2 separate regions of the Homo sapiens genome follow, and region 2 is linked to region 1. A link is a contact called in ENCODE Hi-C or POLR2A ChIA-PET data. All regions are on one chromosome and are shown on one strand. The core of a region is the stretch at or near the end of the contact, and the rest is flanking DNA. Distances in the headings are between cores, read along the strand shown. Region 1 overlaps SLC38A1 (solute carrier family 38 member 1). Region 2 overlaps SLC38A4-AS1 (SLC38A4 antisense RNA 1).

Region 1 (5,280 bases), core at 2,052-4,551:
AGGAGAGCAACAAGTCCATTGGGTGCTCCTCTTAAACCGCCTATTTCTCCTTAAATGTGTCTTGTTACCACAAAAACAGAATGGGAAAATATGAATGAAGCCCCCAATCCACCTTTCTACCGGAACAAAAGTCCCAAATACCCACCGAGAACAGCATATTCCTTTACTTCAACAGTCACATGGGATTTTTCTGTCACTCAAGAGTTAACATCTTTAGAATATGATAAAGAGTAGGGATCTAGGTTTGAGGAGAAGGGAAACGACTTGTCCTTGTGGAGTGGGAAAAGAGGAACGAGGACACATCAAGAGTGTCAAGAGTTATAAATGGAGTGCCCACAAAACCCACAGCCCTCTACCCACTATAGGTTAAAAACAGGAAGTGGTAGTGGTACATGGCGCTCTTTCTCACTGGTACAACATCCTCATTTAAGCTCAGACCTCCCTTTAACTTTTTTACAAAGAACCAACTAAACTAAAATTCTATTTTTACTGGGATACTTCTTTTAGATTCCTCTTTCTTTTGAGGATTATATTAGATACTATTTGAATTGGCCATCAGCAATGCATATTTATTTTTCTAGACAAAACAAAATACCTAACTGACAGTGAGGCTAGTTTAAGAAAAGCTTTGCACCACAGAGCTTAGATTTACCTACAAGGAAAGAAATGGAAAGAACGGTACAAATAATTGCTCTCCACCTGTTTCCTGCCTGGCCTTTTAAAACCACCCGTTTAATTCCCTAATCTAATTTGTAAGCATTATACATGATCACATGCTACAAGGTCACCGTGTGCTGGTCTTCTGACCCTCAGAATTTTGAAATTTGATCAGAATTTAGTGACTAAGAAGTCCACTTTAGGACTGAATAATTATGTTTCTACTCCTTTCTGTAAGTATTTTGTGAGCTCCTTAATCAAACAGGGATTCTATTAATGAGCTTAAGACTTAAACAAATGCAACTCTCCCCTAAAAAGGGGTTAAAATAATAATACTGTCACTTGAAAAGTTCTTTATATTTTTATTGTAAAACTAAGATAACCATTAAACCATTTTGAAAATGCATAAAATAAATGAAATAAAGTATAAAGAAAACACGCAAAGTCTCTCTGTTCGGAGTGTTCAGGCTCACCTTAGACAAGCTCCATTAACATTTCAATGTATTTCATTCTAAGATTTTTGTTTGGTCTTATTTTTTACAGTGTTATTCCACTCTGGATGTTTGACTTTGATAGACAATGCAACGTGATGGGTAGGGACTTTGGAGTCATACTACCAGGGTTTGAGTGCTCTGACACTAGCTGTGTGACCTTAGACAAAATACTTAACCTCCTTGTTACCTTATTTACCTTATCTGTAAAATAAGGATAGTAATAGTACTACTCATAAGTGAAGTATTTTAAAAAGTGCTTAGAAAGGGCCTGATATATAATGAATACCCCAACATTTGGTACTATTAATGATCAGTAAAGTGTTTTATTAATTATATTGAATCCCTTAAGGTAAATTAAAGAGCTTGACAAAACCCATTTTCATATAAAAGATCATTTTGAATTTTTCAAAATATTTAACATTTTCATATGAATTTAGGGACTCAGAACACCTTGTCCCTGTCTCTTTGCTTTTGGGCCTGCCTCTTTCCATCTGAGCTCTCATTAAACAAAGGATTTTTTTTTTTTGAAACGGCATCTCACTCTGTCACCCAGGCTGCAGTGCAGTGACATGATCTCAGCTCACTGCAACCTCCGCCTCCCGGGTTCAAGCAATTCTCCTGCCTCAGCCTCCCGAGTAGCTGGGACCACAGGCATACGCCGCTATGCCCAGGTCATTTTTTGTATTTTAGTAGATAACGTAGATACGGGGTTTCACCATGTTATCCAGGCTGGTCGCGAACTCCTGAGCTCAGGCAATCTGCCCACCTCTGCCTCCCAAAGTGCTGGGATTACAGGTGTGAGCCACCGCGCCTGGCCAGGATTCTTCTTCTGTGTCTCTTTCCTCACCACTTAAGTCTTCCATTGGCATTGCTTCCCTAGGCCAGAAACCACTATTCCTGTCCTCGAGCCTCACTGAGAGCCTCTGGTCCCTCACTTAAACCTTCTACTCATGCCCTACTTCCTGTTTCCACTGGCTGGCTGTCACACTTGCCTGGAAAACCCCTGAAGCTGTGCTTTCCAACCACACAGACACGGCGACACTAAGTTCTTGGTCTGCATTCTCAGTTGGGTCCTCCCCACAGTCCAGCCCCTCCATCATTTTCAGCTAGTGTTCTAGTCTCTTCAACAATGTTTTCAAATCTTTATACAGGTATTTCCCCTAGAATAATTGGGGGTGGGGATGGAGAAGCAGGGAGAGTTGGTGGAGATGAAAGATGAATGGGAAAGTGCAAGGTGAAGATGCAGGAGGGTTGAGACCCTTGAGAAAGGTAGACTAGAAGTAAGAGGTAGAAGAGGGTGAGGGAGAGGCCAGCAATAGCAGAAAGGAGTGGAGAAAGATAGGCTAGCCCAGAACCGATGCATTTCCTATGGTTTGTCTAAGTTCCTTGTCCTGGATTTTAAATTTTTCTTGTAAATACTCTGCCTCAACAAGCAGTATGTCTGTAAGTTTTGGAGTGAGGGCTGTGGGTTATTAGGAGACAGTGATAGATCAAAGGAGGACTAGTAATAAAGACCACTTTTACCCCAGCTCAAGGAGTTTTTATATGTACTAGCCTGCTTGTTTAATTGAGGATAGTAAAAGTTTTATACTTCTAACTGGATCTAGAAGAGGAAGAATTACATAGTTTAGTAAGCCTCAGATCCCTTTTGGAAGGAGTGAAACATGGGGGAGGGGAGGTTGAAAATAGAATTTAAATATATGTCCTGCTGAAGTAAATAATGCTTGAGGTGGGCAGATCACCTGAGGTCAGGAGTTTGAGATCAGCCTGGCCAATATGGTGAAACCCGTCTCTACTAAAAAATACAAAAATTAGCTGGGTGTGGTGGCATGCACCTGTAATCCCAGCTACTCAGGAGAGGCAGGAGAATCACTTGAACCTGGGAGGCAGAGGTTGCAGTGAGCCAAGATTGTGCCACTGCACTCCAGCCTGGGTGACAGAGCAAGACTCTGTCTCAAGAAAAAAAAAAGTAATGCTTGAGGAAGTCAACCAAAGGAAGCAGATGAGATCTTACTTTTCACACTGGAAGCTAGTCAGCATCCCACAGCAATGAGAATGATTCAGTTGTAAGTGCTTTTCGTCACTGTCACCTTACTTGGGTAGCCGTGGGGTCTGTGTTTACAGGTAACTGAGCTGCAGTGTTGGCACAGCACCTCACCACAGACAGTGTGGCGGGTGATGCACAGCACAGTGTGGTGAGAAACAGAAAGAACTGGAATGTATACACCACAAGGCCAGAGCTTAGGGCTTTCAGTTTTGCTGCTTCCAGGGAGGTCAGTGGACCAGTAGCAGCAGCAGCATCTGGCAACTTGTTAGAAATGCTGAATCTCAGGTCCCGACCCATCCATTTTAACAAGATCCTAATTTGCACACACGTTAAAGTTTGAGAATAGCTGCTTTCAACTTTGCAAGGGAGAGTCATGCTAGGGAGGGCTGGCAACGGTTCTCTCTTTTTTTGGGAGGAATGGGTCCTGGAGAAGTTGAAAGCACTCAGCTGCAAGGCAGCCCCAAACACCCCCATCTGAGCTATTTCTGGATCTGATGCAGTGACGGCTGCTTTACCTCCACCCCTACCAAAGGTTCTGATGCTGTGTTGGGAGGATGTCATATGATTTGTTGCTGTGTAGCTAGGCTTTTAAAATATAGTCTTATCTCCCTTAAAGTGTCCTGAGGTTGGTTTTTGTTTGTTGGTTGTTTTTTTGTTTGTTTGTTTTGGGGTATACTTTATATACAATAAAATTCTCCAATTTAAAGGGTGAGGTTTGTTAAATTTACCCAAATACAGTTGTGAAATCACCACCACAATCATGGTATAGAACATTTCAATCACATTAAATGTTTTGGTTTTATTTGTTGTCACAGCTTTCCACTTTATTAGCATATGGTACTTTTAAATATGAAAATAATAACATTATTCATATAATCTTTGGGTAAATTATGGAAGACCAAATAATTACAATTCTGTTAATATGATTCAAAACATTGACAAATAACGTTTTTCAAATCGATGTTTAGATGTTCGTTGTTTAAAAGATGAGTCAAAATTTTCTTGCAGCAAAAAGAGTAAATATATCTAGGACCACTGTGACAAATCTTTTTCATTTTTTCTTTTTTTGCTCATGCCACTTTGTCTAAGATACTCTCAGGAATCTGTTTAAAAATCATGGAAAGCAAGAGTATCCCCAGAGGATTAGAAATAGGCTAATTTAATCCCAACTTTCAAAAATGGCAAAAAGTAGATGCCAAGGAATAGTGTAGAGAAAATTATTAAACAGCTTGTTTATGTGCAATGACTGCAGAAAAGATTACTCTGTAGAAACCAACAAAGTTTTTCTAAATAGTCACTAAACTAATATCATCTTTTGAGATACAGTGAGCTAAGTAGATCATGGGACTATCTTCATAGAGGGAGTCTTGATTTTAGTTAAGATATTTGGCATAGTCTCACATAACTTGCCAATGAGGTTCTAATGTTTCTAAATTCACTGATTCTCAGCGAAGACTCTGTTATGTGTGTGTTTGATGTTGAAGGTAAATAGGTAAATAGTTGAATTAAACTGTCGTTGTCTGTCTTACAGTCTAGTGATGGAGACACATAATAAAGCAATAAAATAAAAAGATTACTCTGGCTGCTGGGTGGAAGACGGATGTGAGGAGACAAGATGATCACAGTTATCCAGAAATTAAGGACGATGGCTCACACTAGAGTGGAGATGGGAACAAAATGCCTATGGATTTGGGATAAATTTTGGAGATAGAAATGATAGGGCACTTGCCAATGAACTAGATATAAAGGATGAGGGAATGGGTGAGAGATAAGGTCGACTTCCAGGCTTCAAGCAGTTGGCTGGACAATGGGCCATTTCCAGATGGTCTTGTTCTATTCAAGGTTGATGCCAGTGACTTGGATGAAGGTACACTTAAGATATGAAGTTAGATGCAGTGGTTGATATATAAGTAAAAAGGATCAACAATTTAAGAAGAGATCATGAGACTTGAAAGATAAAATGTAATGTAAATAAATATAGGACTGGCACTTAGCTTCAGAAACAGACAAAAAAAGTACACAAGATAGAATCAGGAAGACAGCCTAGTAGCATTCACACCAGAAGCTCAAAAAGAATGAAAA
Region 2 (4,651 bases), core at 227-2,726, 330 kb before region 1:
TACAGAAGGTGTGTTGATGACTAAACCCTTGTCATCTCAAATCATGCTGCTTCCTAGGTTTCAATCATTCCAGAAGATTTCAAGAAAGGAAGAAAAAGCAACAAAGCAAAAGAGACACCAATTTAGTCTGAAGAATGCCTTTTGACTTTTTTAACAGTAGTGAGATTCTTTTTGATCCCAAAGTGCTGGGATTACAGGCGTGAGCCACCACGCCCAGCCTGACACACTCCTTTTGATGAAGGCGAAGCTGTTTGTCCAAGTGTTTGTTTGTTTGTTTGGTTGGTTGGTTGGTTTCTTTTTAGAGTTAAGGTACTGAGGTTAGAGCAAAAGACTCAGCTTTACTCAGCTGAAAAGGGGATAGGGATGATGTAGGAATTAAAAGGATACCAAAGCTACTTCTATTTTGTCAACGTATAACTAGGTTTAAAGGGCTTAGAGCACAGAAACCTAGTGACTAGGTTTCAATTTGAAGAGAAAAATTATTTAGAATGAAATGCAGTCAGCCACTGCATTGAACGATTGACAGTCCACTGAGGGAGACCTCCATCTTTTAACAGAAGACCTAGGAAGTGATACAAAATTTAAAAAAAGTTCCCATCTTTAGAGGAGCTTATCAATTGTCTGGGAACTGCCCATGAAATCGTCACAAAAATTTTCAAAGCAGTAAACCATAAAAAACAAGTGCATATGGCTTAATTAAACTTGGTAACGAATCACAGCCAGTATTTGTCAAATGTCAGGTACTGTATGATGTGCTTTACATACATTTCATCCCCGTTTCACGGGTGAACAAATTGATGCTCCAAGGGGCTTATGTACCTTGCCCAAGGTTACACATATGCTGGCTACAAATTCTACTCTCTCCCTCTCTCTACTATCACTCACTACCCATAAAAAATGTACTATCATTACTAAAAATGAAGGTAGTATAGTGGTGTGGAAAGTTACAAAATATTGTTAAATGACAAAAATCATACAAGTTGTATACATCACAACCATGAAAAGTTTATATGCAGGTAGGAGAGACTTGGAAGGAAACAGAGAAGTTCAAGAAGTTGTGTTAGGGTGGTAGGATTATGGAGGACACTTAGAAAGTTCTTTTATCTTGTTGCAAAATTAGGTAAAGTGTATTTAAATTAGATAGAAAGGTGTTGAAATCCATCAGGGAAGACTTCCTGGATAAAGGCACTTTTCATCACCGTTTCAGAAGGAAGGAGGGTTTCATGCTGGCCTTGAGGAGAAAGAAGTCATCAGAGCAGTGACAAGACAGTTAATTCAGCATTTCAAAGTATGCACAATAGTCACCTCCTTATTCTCAGTTTCAGTTACCCAGGATCAACTGCAGTGTGAAAATAGTAAATGGAAAATGTATAAACAATTCATAAGTTTTAAATTGCACGCCATTCTGAGTAGTGTGATGAAATCTTGTGTCATCCCATTCCACCCCTCCCAGGAAATGAATCATCCCTTTGTCCAGTACGCTGGTGCTGTACGGTACGTATGTACAGGAAAAAGCATAGCATATATAGGGTTCGGTACTAACTGCAGTTTCGGGCATCCACTGGGGGCCTTGGAACATATCTTCATGGTACCAGAGAAATTCATGTTAAACAAGTCTGCCATAACACAAAGATAGTTGTCAGGAAGGGTAAGCTGAGATGTCTGAATTTTACAAGTTAGAAAATGAGGAGTAACATGATGAAAGGATGTGAGAAAGTTTATTCTAACTGCTGTGTGGAGGATGGTTGAGAGGAAAGAGAGAACAGAACAGGGAGACCACAAGAAGACAGTGAAATGACAATGAGAAAGACATTTGGATGTGGTGTGAGCTGAGCATTGGAGCACAGCTATCTCAACTACCCCACAAATAGTCTCAGATAAATGCACCCACTGCTCAAAATTCCCACCCCCCACCTCCTTTTTTTTTTCTTCTTCTTTTTTTTTTTTCGAGATAGAGCCTCACACTGTCACCCGGGCTGGAGTGCAATGGTGCGATCTCGGCTCACCGCAACCTCTGCCTCCTGGGTTCAAGCGATTCTCCTGCCTCAGCCTCCCAAGTAACTGGGATTACAGGCACACACCACAACACCCGGCTAATTTTGTGTATTTTTAGTAGAGATGGGTTTTCACTATGTTGGCCAGACTGGTCTCGAACTCCTGACCTCGTGATCTGCCCAGCTTGGGCTCCCTAAGTGCTGGGATTACAGGCGTGAGCCACCGTACCCGGCCAAAATTCCCCTTCTTTAAAGTGAGGGTAGGGAACCTACAACCTTGGTAATCCCATGAGACTGTTACCACATTACACCAAGGTTGTCATAGGCATAAAGCTCTACAGGTACACAAATAATATGAAGAGAGAATACTCAAAGTATTTAAGTGTTGCCTTCCCTCTGCTCTTGAGGAACCCAGGAAGATTTTGAATGAGTCTTATATGAGTGGGTATGCATGCCACACCTATTAAACAGACAAACAATATAGTTAAAGTGAAATGCTCTGACTTGCATTTCATCAGTCATCAGCAGATAGAGCAGAGCTATAAGTTTGTCTACCTAGGATGGTGGGCAAATTGTTAAGAGGTAAATATATAAAAAACAGCTGCTATTTTAGAACCACACAACATAAGGGCTTTGCACATTCCCTTTTGTGTGACTTCAGACCATGGAATAAGCACATACTTTAGGAAGACGTGCTCTTGTTCTAATTATGGAAATGACTGAACTGATCAAATTACTGGCAGCATATCCTGCGTTACACCAAAGAAACAATTCCAACAAAGGGCTTTGATTTGATGATTGAAAATTGCCAGCCATTTCTGTGGGACTTTGAAGAAACGGAAAGCTCAACTGATGAGAAAAGCATAAACAAGGGCAGTGGAAGGTCGTTTAGCCTTTATTACCACTGTGGTGGTGGTTGTTTTAGCTTTAGTTACCACTGCCTAATTCAAAGAAAAATAACTATTAAGAAAAGGAGTTATATTAAGTCTCTGTAAACTTTGAAGAGAAATCCTGATTTTTTTTCTGATGATTCTTCTTATAGTTGGATGTTCAATTTGTATCATATTTACTAGATTTTAAAACAAGTACTTTTCCCAATTAAAAAGATTGAGAAAGAGGGACAAGGGAAAAAAAATGGCCTAATGCTGATTCTGATTGGCTCATTTCCTGTGTCCCATTTCCTGCAAATAACAACAAAAGATTCACTCTTTGCCTAGATTGGAGAATGAGAGGCAACTTGCCTGTGGGTGTTTGGTTGAGGGAGGTGGTTAGTAAAGCAACAACAGAAGGCAACCCCTCAATCATTCTTGAAGGAGAAATGCTTGGTATTTTTTCAAGGAAATAGAATCAGACTTCTGGGAGTGCCTAGGGGCATGAAATAGAGAATTCAGTAGCCCAATAAATATAGTACACATTCTTGTCATTTCATGTTCTAGACAAGGTAATTAAAATATGCATAAGATTTTCTGCTCCCCAGTTATTTTTACTTCCAGGTAGATTGAACAGTCAGCTGATTCACCTTCTTGGGCAATGCCCATTCATTCTTGACACTCTCCTATTCCCCATCCTGTCCATAATCCCTCCTCACACACAAGCACATGCCAATAGGTGAGATAGCAAAAGTAATAATATGTCCATTTAGCACTAGTATGCCTTTAGAGATGTTGAATTTTCTGTGGCAGATCTACAAACTATCCAGTTTTTCCCAAAGGGGTAGCTTCTGTCAAGTGCAGAAGGACACCAAGAAGTCACATCTCTGAATATCTTTTTCTTTTTGCCCTTTCTGGCTGGCCTATATGACAAAGAATGATGAAATATTCATAAATTACATTTCTATTTGCCCGTACTTTACTGAGAAACCTGTACTGACTTGCATAAAAATGGCATACTGGTTAACCCTCATCAGTTAGTTTGTATATTCCTGCCTTCTCAGGCCAGCCTTCTTCATCTCTCTGCTGACAGAAATTTCATTCCTTCCCTGCCCTACTCTCAAAATGTGTTCTCAAGATAGAACCCAAAAGACTGATTCTTCTTCAGGGAAGAAATAATTAATGAAGCTTTAAGTGGGTTCTTCTTTAGTATAAAGTGCTTCATTTTGAAAGGGGAGGAATGAATTTATAATTGTAGAATTTCAGATTTAAAAAAAAAATTAAAAAGCTGAATTTGGTGGAAAGGTCCTCTTGGTGCCTCTGAAATCATGCCCTCCTTACCCAAGAGGTCACATTCCTTCTGGAGTTGACGCAGGTGCCAAATACCCCAAGAACTGACAGCAGTTCATCACTTGTATTTCATTTGCATCTGCTCCACTGATACTTACTTACTGGTTGTGTGGGCGTGTGTTTATTTGCTGTGAGTTCAGCAGTTAGAGGAAGCTTATGTGGTTAATGTGCTTAGCCATGAGATGAGATGTAAGCTGCCTGTCCACCTCTATGGAGCCCTGAGCTTCCTTGCCTGTGGCTTCAGACACTGGGTCCCTTTCTCTGTTGGCATTCCCACTAAAGCTAGAAACTCTGACCTGAAGAACCCTGCTCCTTTATATCTCCTTTATCAGCAACTACTCTGGAGGGGGCAGGAGAGAAACACCATGAGGTCAACAGGATGCTTGTAAAGGGTACCTTCTAGGCTCCCTCTTCCACCTCCCACCCTGCCAATTCCTC

Evidence for each region. Hi-C counts contacts between places; a loop is a spot of excess contacts on that map. ChIA-PET counts read pairs that join two places held with the same protein, here RNA polymerase II (POLR2A). Pooled maps may share reads with other maps.
Region 2: a pooled map shows a loop between it and region 1 (8-fold over the local background). The contact joins two enhancer-like sites. A Hi-C loop is called at or near these places in 1 of 168 maps with a recorded cell type or tissue (heart left ventricle), 1 of 37 single-sample maps with no recorded cell type and 8 of 50 pooled maps. POLR2A ChIA-PET finds 5 or more read pairs at or near these places in 3 of 52 experiments (PC-9, activated T-cell and activated naive CD4-positive, alpha-beta T cell).

Annotation. Positions count from the first base shown.
Region 1 is chr12:46,213,257-46,218,536 of GRCh38, reverse strand. All of the region lies in intron 5 of SLC38A1 (solute carrier family 38 member 1), which reads left to right. Among named protein-coding and RNA genes, the nearest start is that of SLC38A1, 53 kb to the left of the region's middle. RefSeq lists enhancers at 1,967-2,026, 2,197-2,526, 3,088-3,147. Within about 2 kb of position 3,301, at least 13 of the 41 ENCODE cell types and tissues checked have a DNase peak (open chromatin) inside an H3K27ac peak, as active enhancers do.
Region 2 is chr12:46,546,781-46,551,431 of GRCh38, reverse strand. All of the region lies in intron 3 of SLC38A4-AS1 (SLC38A4 antisense RNA 1), which reads right to left. Among named protein-coding and RNA genes, the nearest start is that of SLC38A4-AS1, 170 kb to the right of the region's middle. RefSeq lists an enhancer at 1,318-1,467. Within about 2 kb of position 1,476, at least 7 of the 41 ENCODE cell types and tissues checked have a DNase peak (open chromatin) inside an H3K27ac peak, as active enhancers do.